Linked DNA regions of Homo sapiens: region 1 is linked to region 2. Evidence: read pairs that join two places in POLR2A ChIA-PET (ENCODE). Cell type or tissue: GM12878. All regions are shown on one strand. Links, peaks and the distances in the headings refer to the core of each region. The heading gives the core; the rest is flanking DNA. Region 1 overlaps TBL1XR1 (TBL1X/Y related 1). Region 2 overlaps LINC00501 (long intergenic non-protein coding RNA 501).

Evidence for each region. ChIA-PET counts read pairs that join two places held together with the same protein. Peaks named below come from ENCODE experiments on the same cell type or tissue, not always from the same donor. Only the 100,000 strongest peaks of a DNase experiment are listed, where the experiment ranks them.
Region 1: POLR2A ChIA-PET joins it to region 2 with 10 read pairs; 3 of 35 experiments call an interaction of 5 or more read pairs at or near these places.

The regions. Positions count from the first base shown.
Region 1 is chr3:177,158,210-177,163,595 of GRCh38, reverse strand. The region is part of intron 1 of TBL1XR1 (TBL1X/Y related 1); the gene reads left to right. Among named protein-coding and RNA genes, the nearest start is that of TBL1XR1, 37 kb to the left of the region's middle. In GM12878, for the core only: no CTCF peak of the experiment used is centred there; no DNase peak of the experiment used is centred there.
Region 2 is chr3:177,314,896-177,320,281 of GRCh38, reverse strand. The region is part of intron 1 of LINC00501 (long intergenic non-protein coding RNA 501); the gene reads right to left. Among named protein-coding and RNA genes, the nearest start is that of LINC00501, 23 kb to the right of the region's middle. RefSeq lists a silencer at 2,137-2,186. In GM12878, for the core only: no CTCF peak of the experiment used is centred there; a DNase peak (open chromatin) is centred at 2,256; H3K27ac peaks cover 897 bases.

The sequences.
Region 1 (5,386 bases), core at 236-5,235, 160 kb after region 2:
AGTCACTTTGATGTGTTTTGCTGTTTTTACCTTATATATTTTACATCTTCTCACATCTACACAAAGAGCTTTCTTTTTTTTTTTTCAGACGGAGTTTTTGCTCTTGTTGCCCAGGCTGGATGGTAATGGCATGATCTTGGCTCACTGCAGCTTGCACCTCCTGGTTTCATGTGATTCTTCTGCCTCAGCCTCCTGAGTAGCTGGGATTACAGGTGCCCGCCACCATGCCTGGCTAATTTTTTTGTATTTTGAGTAGAGACGGGGTTTCCTCATGTTGGCAGGGCTGGTCTCGAACTCCTGACCTCAAGTGATCTGCCCGCCTTGGCCTCCCAAAGTGCTGGGATTACAAGCGTGAGCCACCACGCCCGGCCTCTTTTTTTTCTTTTAAATGGCTGCAAGACATTTTACTGTATTGGTACTCCATAGTTTAACCGGTCCCTTCATTGATGGATATTCAGGTTGCCTCAGTCTGTGGCTGTGGCAATGTTGAGTGAATAACCTTGGTACATAGATCATTCCCTATGCATAAAAGGATATCTGTATGATAAATAAATAATTGGAATTGCTGGGTCAAAGGATACGTGCATTTGTAAATAATTAGGGTAGTGACTGCCAGACTGACTTCACAGAGGCTGTACCGGTTTACATTCCTGCTCTCAATGTGTCTCTGCCCATGTTCTTGCCAACATAGTGTTACCAAATGTTTTGCTCTTTGATAATCTGCTAGTGAAGATATTACTTTAGTGTCTTTCTGATTTCTTTTTTATTTTGAATAAGATCGAGCATCTTTTTGTATATTTAAGTCATTTCTTCTTAGCGGACTTTTATTTTGGGCACTTCCATTTTTTATTGTGCTGTAATTTACATAAGGCAAAGTATACACTTGTAGATGTATAACTCAGTAAACTTTCTTTTAGTTGAGGTATGATTTACTTTCAATAAAATGAACAGATGTTAAGTGTACTGTTTTGATGAGTTTTAACAGCTCATGTAAAACTGACCATGTAACCCACCCCAGTCAAGATTTAGAACATTTCCATCACTCAGAAAATTTCCTCAGGCCCCATTTTGTTTTTCCTTCTCTCCATCTTAGACAATCAGTTTTCTAATTTCTGTTACCATAAATTAGTTGTGCCTATGATTTTTTAAAATTAAAACATATTATCCACCCTTGTAACTACCAACAAAATTGAGACATGGAACATTTCATGCCTTCCGGCAGGCAGGCTCCCTTGTCCATTCTTCCAGTCAGTATCTTGCCCACCAAAGGTAACCACTGTATTGACCTGTGTTCACTAGAGACTGGTCATGTAAATCTGTGCTTCATCATTTATTGTATCAAGCAGTAGTTTCTTTTTCATTGATACACACGCATAAGTGTAATACTACTATCTATTTTACTCTTTGGACAGATATGTGGCGTTTTCAACATTGCGCTATTCTGAATAAAACTGCTGTGAACATTCTAAAGCACTTAACATCTTTTTGGTGTATTAGAAATGAAATTGATAATAGGATGTAGATATATGTTTAACTTTAGAAACTGCTATAACCATTCCTCAAAGTGATTGTGCCAGTCTGCTCTTTCACTAGCAGTGTTTGTAAGTTCTAGTTGCTCTGTGTTTTTGTCAACACTTAATATTTTTAGTTCTTTTTTAGTTTCAGCTATTTGAGTGGGAGTGTGTGGTGTCTCATTGTGGTTATAATTTGAATTTCCTTGGTGACAAATGATGTTGAGAATATTTTCATGTGCTTATTGTTGATATATGATTCTTAACTGGGTGATGGGTCTTAGATTTTTTTTTTTTTTTTGAGTCAGAGTCTCACTCTGTCACCCAAGCTGGAGTTCAGTGGCATGATCTTGGCTCACTGCAACCTCTACCTCCCTGGTTCAAGCGATCCTCCTGCATCAGCCTCCCGAGTAGCTGGGATTATAGGCATCCACCATCATGCCTGGCTAATTTTTATATTTTTTTGCAGAGATGGGGTTTCACCAAGTTGGCCAGGCTGGTCTCAAACTCCTGACCTCAGGTGATCCACCCGCTTCAGCCTCCCAAAGTGCTAGGATTACAGGCGTGAGCCACCGCGCCTGGCCAATTAGTGCCTTTTATGTAGGGTTTGACATTATTAGTGCTGAGTTCAGAATCTTTTACTTGCATTTGAGTCACTGAAAAGTGTAATTAACCTAACTGGCTCATAATGTAAATAAAAATGTGAGATATGTGTGGGAAATAACCTGTTTGCTGACTGCTTGTAGAAGTCTTTTTTTCAGTCAGGGTTTTGGGGAAAAGAGAACTTAAGGGGTAGCATGTAAACTAGCTAAAAGAAACACATGGGAAAGCAAGGAGTCAAGGACTGGCACAGGGGTTATCTAAGATGATAGGCAAAACAGTCAGAGAAACAGGAAAACAAATTAGACTATAACAAATGGAAAATTATGCTGTTAAGCATTTACCAAATTTCCAAAACGGAAACACAACAAACCTAGGTGTGTTTGTGTACATTTGTGTATCTAAGATTAACTGGCTTTGTTTTAGTACTTGATATAAATTTTTTTACATTTCTAGAGAATGTTTTAGATCTTTATTTTTTTTTTTTTTGAGACAGAGTTTCACTCTGTCACCCAGGCTCGAGTGCAGTGGCGTGTTCTCGGCTCACTACAACCTCCGTCCTCTGGGCTCAAGCAGTCCTCGCATCTCAGCCTCCCAAGGAGCTGGGACCTCAGGTATGCACTACCATGCTTGGCTAACTTTTGTATTTTTAGTAGCGATGTGGTGTCACCATGTTGGCCAGGCTGGTCTCGAACTCCTGACCTCAGGTGATCCACCCTCCTCAGTCTCCCAAAGTGTGTGGATTACAGGTGTGAACCACCACGCCTGGGCTAGAATGTTTTAGCTCTTTATAAACATGTTTTATGATTTAGGACTGAGTTTCAAATAATAAAAAATAATCGAGAGCTTGAAGAAAAAGAATTCATTGGGAAGTATCCCATCAAACCCAGTGCAAGTAATATATCCTGGAATTGGAAGCAGAATGGGAACTATGGACTCAGTGAAGATTGTTCTGGACATTATTTGATTCTTCTTTCTCGCTGCCAATTGGATACTTTTTTTTTTTTTTTTGAGACAGAGTCTCGCTCTGTCGCCCAGGCTGGAGTGCAGTGGCGCAATCTTGGCTCACTGCAAGCTCAGTCTCCCGGGTTCGCGCCATTCTCCTGCCTTGGCCTCCTGAATAGCTGGGACTACAGGCGCCTGTCACCACGCCCAGCTAATTTTTTGTATTTTTAGTAGAGATGGGGTTTCATCGTGGTAGCCAGGATGGCCTAGATCTCCTGACGTCATGATGCACTACCATGACGTCCTCCCAAAGTGCTGGGATTACAGGACTGAGCCACTGCGCCCTACCAGATACTTCTACTTACATGGTTTGCAAAGCAGCTAAACAAGGCCTCCAACAGCTCTTCAATTTACTTGTTATTTGAGCTTCTTGAGAAAGTACTATTATTTTGTTCCCTCTTGCTCCATTTTCCCCACTCTTTATTGGATTAAGTAATGTGCTCAGGGTTACATGCAAATCTAGCTGTCTAGCCTTGCTCTTCACCACTACTTTATATTAAGTTAAATTAAACTATGAGGTTAAATGCATTAATGTGGTGGTATTAACGACCTTGACCTATTAATATAGCTTAAAAAATTTTTAAACAAATAGACATCCTAAATTTTACTGCAAAAACGTAGCATCCTTATGAAGATGCAAAACTAGTGTCTTGAAACTCAGGGGCCAGCATCGCTTCACTTGGAAACAGTGGCCATCATTAGTCTTTACTAAGCCCTGTGCATCAGGTGGCAGCAGGGACATTACTTATTTAGGACTTTCGTAGGAGCTGGTACTTTGTAACACTTAACGCTGATTATAATTATTTACTTGGATGACTTTTTTCTTTTCCTACCTGATTTTTGCACACTGACATATCTTTAGTGCTTCAAAGGGGTGCTATAAATTTGGTGCTTATTTTAAGAAAGAAGAGAGAATGGATATAAAAACTCATGCTGCTGAAAATGTGATGAGAATTTTGTGTCTTGGTTTTTCAAGTAGTTATTTTGATCAAGCTTGTCATTTATATGTGTATAAATTATATATATTGACTTTTCTATAGTATTTCTTTTAAATAAATCATACAGTTCTCACAACAGCATTGAATGTACTTTATTTTAAAATAGAGGGCCCTTATTTTATAAAATGTATACTCCAGTTGTGGTATAAGTGGTAATTTCCTTACCATTTTTAAGGTAATCTTTTTAGCATTAGAGAATTGATATAATTTCAAGTAGCTACTTCTTTCAGTATTGGAAGTGAGCTATTTACTTTCCTCAGCAGCAGGAGAATCAGCCTCAGCTTTTTAAACCTATGGTAGAAACTGATTTCTCTCTTTTTTTTTTTACCCATTGAGAAAATCCAGCTGAGTTCCACATAAGTAAAAACTGTCTTTACCACTGCAGGAATTAAAAATAAAAAATTCTTCTTGTTCTTTTTACATTTTAGGAGAATTAAAACTTTTAATAGGGTATCTCTACATTGAGGCTCTTTGAATGCTAATAATTTTAGAGACCATATTGTATTTATTATAGCTTAGTTTTGGAGGTGGGAAAATACGTCCATTTAGTGGCCTTAGTAGTTTAATGTGGCCCGCAGGATGGATGTTTCTCTTCTTGATTTATATTGTTTATAGAAGAATGATATCTCTTTAATATTACTTGAGGGGCTGGGGAGGTTAGGTTAATTTCTTGGGTTTATATAGCCTTAGGGCTGTTAGTAGTGTCCAATTTTCTTTAATCTAGAGGTGCTCAAACAGAATCCCTAAAGCGCCACAGATGATTTTCTAATCATATCTATATGCAGGTCTGTCAGCTTCTTAGCTCTTCCTGGTTACTGCTGCTGAAATGTCTCCTGGGAGCAACACCATAGCAACAGGATTTTCAGGGTCTAATATATAATATGAAATTTAGGAGTATACCATAGGGATGAATGGCTCTTCTGTCAGTTGTAGTCTTGTTTTAAATTCCTATATTGGCCGGACGTGGTGGTTCACGCCGGTAATCCCAGCACATTGGGAGGCCGAGGCGGGCGGATCATGAGGTCAGGAGTTCGAGACCAGCCTGGCCAACATGGTGAAACTCCGTGTCTACTAAAAATACAAAAATTAGCTGGGCATAGTGGTTCGCACCTGTAATCCCAGCTACTGGGGAGGCTGAGGCAGGAGAATGGCTTGAACCCAGGAGGGTAGAGGTTGCAGTGAGCCAAGATTGTGCCACTGCACTCCAGCCTGGGCGACTGAGCAAGACTGTCTTAAAAAAAAAAAAAAAAAAGAAAAGAAACAAATCCTATA
Region 2 (5,386 bases), core at 113-5,112:
TCTCTACTAAAAATACAAAAAAATTAGCCAGGCGAGGTGGCGGGTGCCTGTAGTCCCAGCTACTTGGGAGGCTGAGGCAGGAGAATGGCGTGAACCCAGGAGGCGGAGCTTGCAGTGAGCCGAGATTGCGCCACTGCACTCCAGCCTGGGCGACAGAGCAAGACTCAGTCTCAAAAAAAAAAAAAAAAAAGCCTATATAAAATGTGATCAATCAAATCTAATGCTACAGATTAAAATGATACACAATTAGGAAACATTATAATGGCTGGATCCGACTCTAACACCTGAAATCACTTATCAATACTGAGATCACTAAAAGTAGGATAACCAAATTTTATGTGCCTTGTCATGTGGTACAAAATCAACGATACAGAACCATGCATGGAATAGTCTTGAACTTTAATCTAATCAGGCCTCTAGGTCTAACCGCCAAGTAATAGGAAATGCAGGGGAGAAGGGATGCATTTATAACCACAAAGATGCAATCAACCAACTCTTGAATATAGGAGATGCACCGAGTGACCCCATTTCTTCAACAAAGCATGAAAAAAATGAAAAGAGAGAGCTGTTGTTGATTAAGAGACTGCTTTAAACCAACAATTCACACACAAAAAAAGAAACAATATTTGAGCCAATTGGAGAAAATTGAACTTAGGTCATTAATCGTGACCCTATGAGATTATTTTTATTTTTATTTTTATTTTTTTTTTGAGACAGAGTCTCACTGTCGCCCAGGTTGGAGTGCAGTGGTGCGACCTCGGCTCACTGTAGGCTCCGCCCCCGAGGGTTCACCCCATTCTCCTGCCTCAGCCTCCAGAGTACCTGGGACTACAGCTACTTGATCTCCTGACCTCACGATCTCCTGACCTCGTGATCTGCCCGCCTCGGCCTCCCAAAGTGCTGGAATTACAGGCGCGAGCCACCGCGCCCGGCCAAGATGATTATTAATTGGCACTTTTGCTACATGTGATAATGGCATTGTGTGCTTGTGCTTAAAAAGTTAGGATTTTGGCAGGGTGCAGTGGCTCACGCTTGTAATCGCAGCACTTTGGGAGGCCCAGGTGGGCGGATCACCTGAGGTCAGGAGTTCGAGACCAGCCTGGCCAACATGGTGAAACCCCATCTCTACTAAAAATACAAAAATTAGCTGGGCATGATGGTGCGCACCTGTAATCCGAGCTACTCAGGAAATTGAGGCAGGAGAATCACTTGAACCCGGGAAGCGGAGGTTGCAGTGAGCCAAGATCGCGCCGCTACACTCCAGCCTGGGTGACAGAAAGACTCTGCCTAAAATAATAAATTAATTAATTAAAAGTTCTGATTTTAGGGGTAAAATGGTAGATTTCTAGGATTTGCTTTAAAATACTCAACCAAAAAGGGAAGAGGGAGAGAACAGATGAAACAAGAGTAGTGATAATTACTGAATTTGGGCGTAGGTTACATAGGATTCACTATGTCATTCTCTAGACTCTGGAGTATGTTTGAAATTTCTATAAGTAAAACAAACTATAATTAACACCAGAACCAAATAAGGGGATTTCCAGAAATGCAAAAATGATTTGACATCAAAAATATTTTACCATGACAAAAAGTTAAAGGAGAAAAGCCATTTGATCACCTTAACAGGTGTTGAAAAGGTCTTTGAAAAAGTCAATATATAGTCCTAATTTAAATAACCAAAAAAAGGAAAAACTACAGAGGATTTGCTAAATATATTAGGGTACCTATACCTGATAAAACTATGCATTTATTTAAAATGATGTTGTGGAAGAATGACTAGTAACATGAAAATACATTCATGAATGTACTAAGAGAAAAAATTTTTACCCAAAAGAGAAACGTATGACTTAATAGAATATTAATATATCTACAAAAATGTTAAGAGTGGTTATGGACCGGGTGCGGTGGCTCACGCCTGTAATCCCAGCACTTTGGGAGGCCGAGGCAAGCGGATCATGAGGTCAGGAGATCCAGACCATCCTGGCTAACACGGTGAAACCCCGTCTCTACTAAAAATACAAAAAATTAGCCGGGCGTGATGGCAGGCGCCTGTAGTTCCAGCTACTCAGGAGGCTGAGGCAGGCGAATGGCATGAACCTGGGAGGTGGAGCTTGCAGTGAGCCAAGATCGCACCACCGCACTCCAGCCTGGGCAATAGAGCGAGACTCTGTCTCAAAAAAAAAAAAAAAAAAGAGTGGTTAGATGTGGGTTTGGGTTTGGGTTTGCTTGTGACTTTCATTTTCTTTTTTGTACTTAGCTATGTTTTCCAAAATGTCTATGGCGAGCCTATGTTATCTTTTTAATCAAGGGAAAGCATACAATGTTATTTTAATTTTGAAATTTCAGACTCTTGTGGTCATTTCTGCAGTTATGAATACACCAATGAACTCTCATCTTACCAACATTTTTTTTTTATTTTGCCCAGAAGTCTATCCATCCCAAGAGACTTGTCAAATGCCTTGTTGGAATTAAAATCCATAGTGTTTGTAGTATTCCCAATGTAATATCATAATTGTAATAAAAATCAGAGGCCCTGTTAAAAAATAGTGTTCATATTTGCTATGGTTTTAAATATCCCCTTCAAAACTCACGTGAAAATTTAATTGCCACCGTAACAGTGTTGGGAAGTGGCGCCTTTAAGAAATGATTAGGTCATAAGGGTATGCCTTATAAGTGAATTAATGAATGCCACTATCACAGGAGTGGATTAGTTATCATGGGAGTGGGCCCCTGAGAAAAGGATGAGTTTGGCCCCATATCCCTTCTCCATGATGAGAGCCTGCTCACCATGTGATGTTTTCCACTATGGGATAAAGCAGCAAGAAAGACCTCACTAGCTGTCAGCACCATGCTCTTGGACTTCCCAGTCTCTAGAACCATGAGCCAAATAATGTTTTCTCTATAAATTACTCGGTCTGTGGCATTCTGTTATAGCAGCAGAAAAGGGACTAAGACAGTATTCAATGTCTGGAACCACTCTGCAGTAATTAAATCATATCGATTGTATTTTAAAATAATTTCTATTTTACAACTGCATCCATATGGCACAAGGTCTGAGAAAATACAAAAATAGAATCAGTTTTCATATGGCAGGGGTTCAGGAACTTGTTTTATTATTATTTTATTTTAATTTATTTTTTTGAGACAGACTCTCTCTCTGTCTCCCAGGCTAGAGTGCAGTAGTGCGTGTCAGCTCACTGCAACCTCCACCTCCCGGGTTCAAGTGATTCTCCTAACTCAGCCTTCCGAGGAGCTTGAACTACAGAAACAGGCCACTATGCCTGGCTAATTTTTGTATTTTTAGTAGAGACAGGGTTTCACCATATTGACCAAGCTGGTCTCGAACTCCTGACCTCGTGATCCACCTACCTTGGCCTCCCAAAGTGCTGGGATTACAGGTGTGAGCCACTGTACCCGGGCTTTTTTTTTTTTAATTATTGAGACAGAGTCTCACTTGGTCACCCAGGCTGCAGTGCAGTGATGCAATCATAGGTCACTGCAGCCTTGACCTACTGAACTCAAATGATCCTCCCACCTCAGCCTCCTGAGTAGCTGGAACTACAGGTGTGCAACACCATGCATGGCCTATTTATTTTTATTATTTTAGAGACAAAGTCTCCCTGTGTTGCCCAGGCTGGTCTTGAACTCCTGGACTCAAGTGATCCTCTCACGTCAGCCTCCCAAAGTGCTTAGATAACAGGCATAGATAACAGGCATGAGCCACCACACCCAGACTTATTTTTTATTTTTTAATGATATTATAAAGAACCAGAAACTATATAGTACATTTTAGAATAACTTTTATCCAAAGTGAATTAAATTATTAAAATTTCAGTAAAAGGGGTAGTTTCAGTTCTCAAAAAAAGGTAGTACTTCATGAGATAATGACTTTGCTGTGAGTATATAAGAGATAAACCCATATTTTTTAACTAAAGAATAAGTGAATTACTAGAAAATAGAATTAAGTTTTCTTGTGAATTGTGTTGCTAAAAATCTAATTGCATGGACCATGCACTGATAGTTTAGAAGTACTGAGAAGCCCCCCAGCAAAAAAAAAAAAAAAAGTCAATTAAGAAGAAATCAACATCCTCCTAAGTTGTATGTTTTCCAAAATGCAGTCATTGAGCCTGACACTGTAGTTCCATTTGTAAATAAGATCGAGCTTCTCTCTATAAGTGGATTTGGTTTATTTTCAGTCTAATTATTAAATTTGAATGGTAGATATAAACTTGCTTACAAAAGGGCATTTCCTACGTTAAAGTTTTACAATTAATCTTTAAAAATAAGCTCCAGAGGCCGGGCGTGGTGGCTCACGCCTGTAATCCCAGCACTTTGGGAAGTCAAGGTGGGCAGATCACCTGAGGTCAGGAGTTTGAAACCAGCCTGGACAATATGGTGAAACCCCATCTCTACTAAAAGTACAAAAAATTAGCCAGGTGTGGTGGCACACATCTGTAATCCCAGCTACTCAGGAGGCTGAGGCAGGAGAATCGCTTGAACCCGGGAGGCAGAGGTTGCAGTGAGCCAAGATTGCACCACTGCACTCCAGCCTGGGCAACAGAGCAAGACTACACTGTCTCAAAAATAAGATAAAATAAAATAAATAAAAATAAAAATAAGTTCCGGAGATACTATTGAGCTGAAGGAACAATATATCGGCTCTGTCCTCATTCAGTAACTAAAATCCCCCAATTATCACAAAGATTATTGTGATTTTGGGGGAACTTGGTCTGATGAAGGTCAGTTGCACTGCATGCTAAGTGAGATGTAGGAATATTATTTAGCACTGACTATCAACCTTTCTGCTATATTTAGTTTTTTGTATCCCTAAAAATATAAAATGGTCTTAAACATGATCATTTTCCACATGACCAGGGCAGACTTGATGTAAGATGATCCTTGGCTCTTGTGGCCTGGGAATATATGGTACTATGTTCTGGATTTTTCTTCTAATAATAGAAATACACTGACCCAAGTTCTCATGTAATCTAAATTAAACACATTTAATTTCTGCATAAATTGTTGAACTGTTATTTTAATGAATACATCTTACCCTACATTTTCTCATCTTTTTGACCCAAGTTTCAAACCACTGACTGAAGAAACATATAATACTGAAAGTGAGAATTTATAATACCAAAAGTTTCAACTTGAGCAAAGTTTTGACTAATATCATAAGACTTATATTAACAATAGTATCATTTATCATTTAATTCCAATGACTTCAAGAGCTACATGATATATCAAAGACTTTAACAAACTGCCATTTTTTAGTAGTCTTATAAAATGTTTGTTGTATGTTACATTGGTGTGCAAACATGCAGTTTTAGAAACTGGGAGAAAAGGCCGGGCGTGGTGGCTTACGCCTGTAATCCCAGCACTTTGG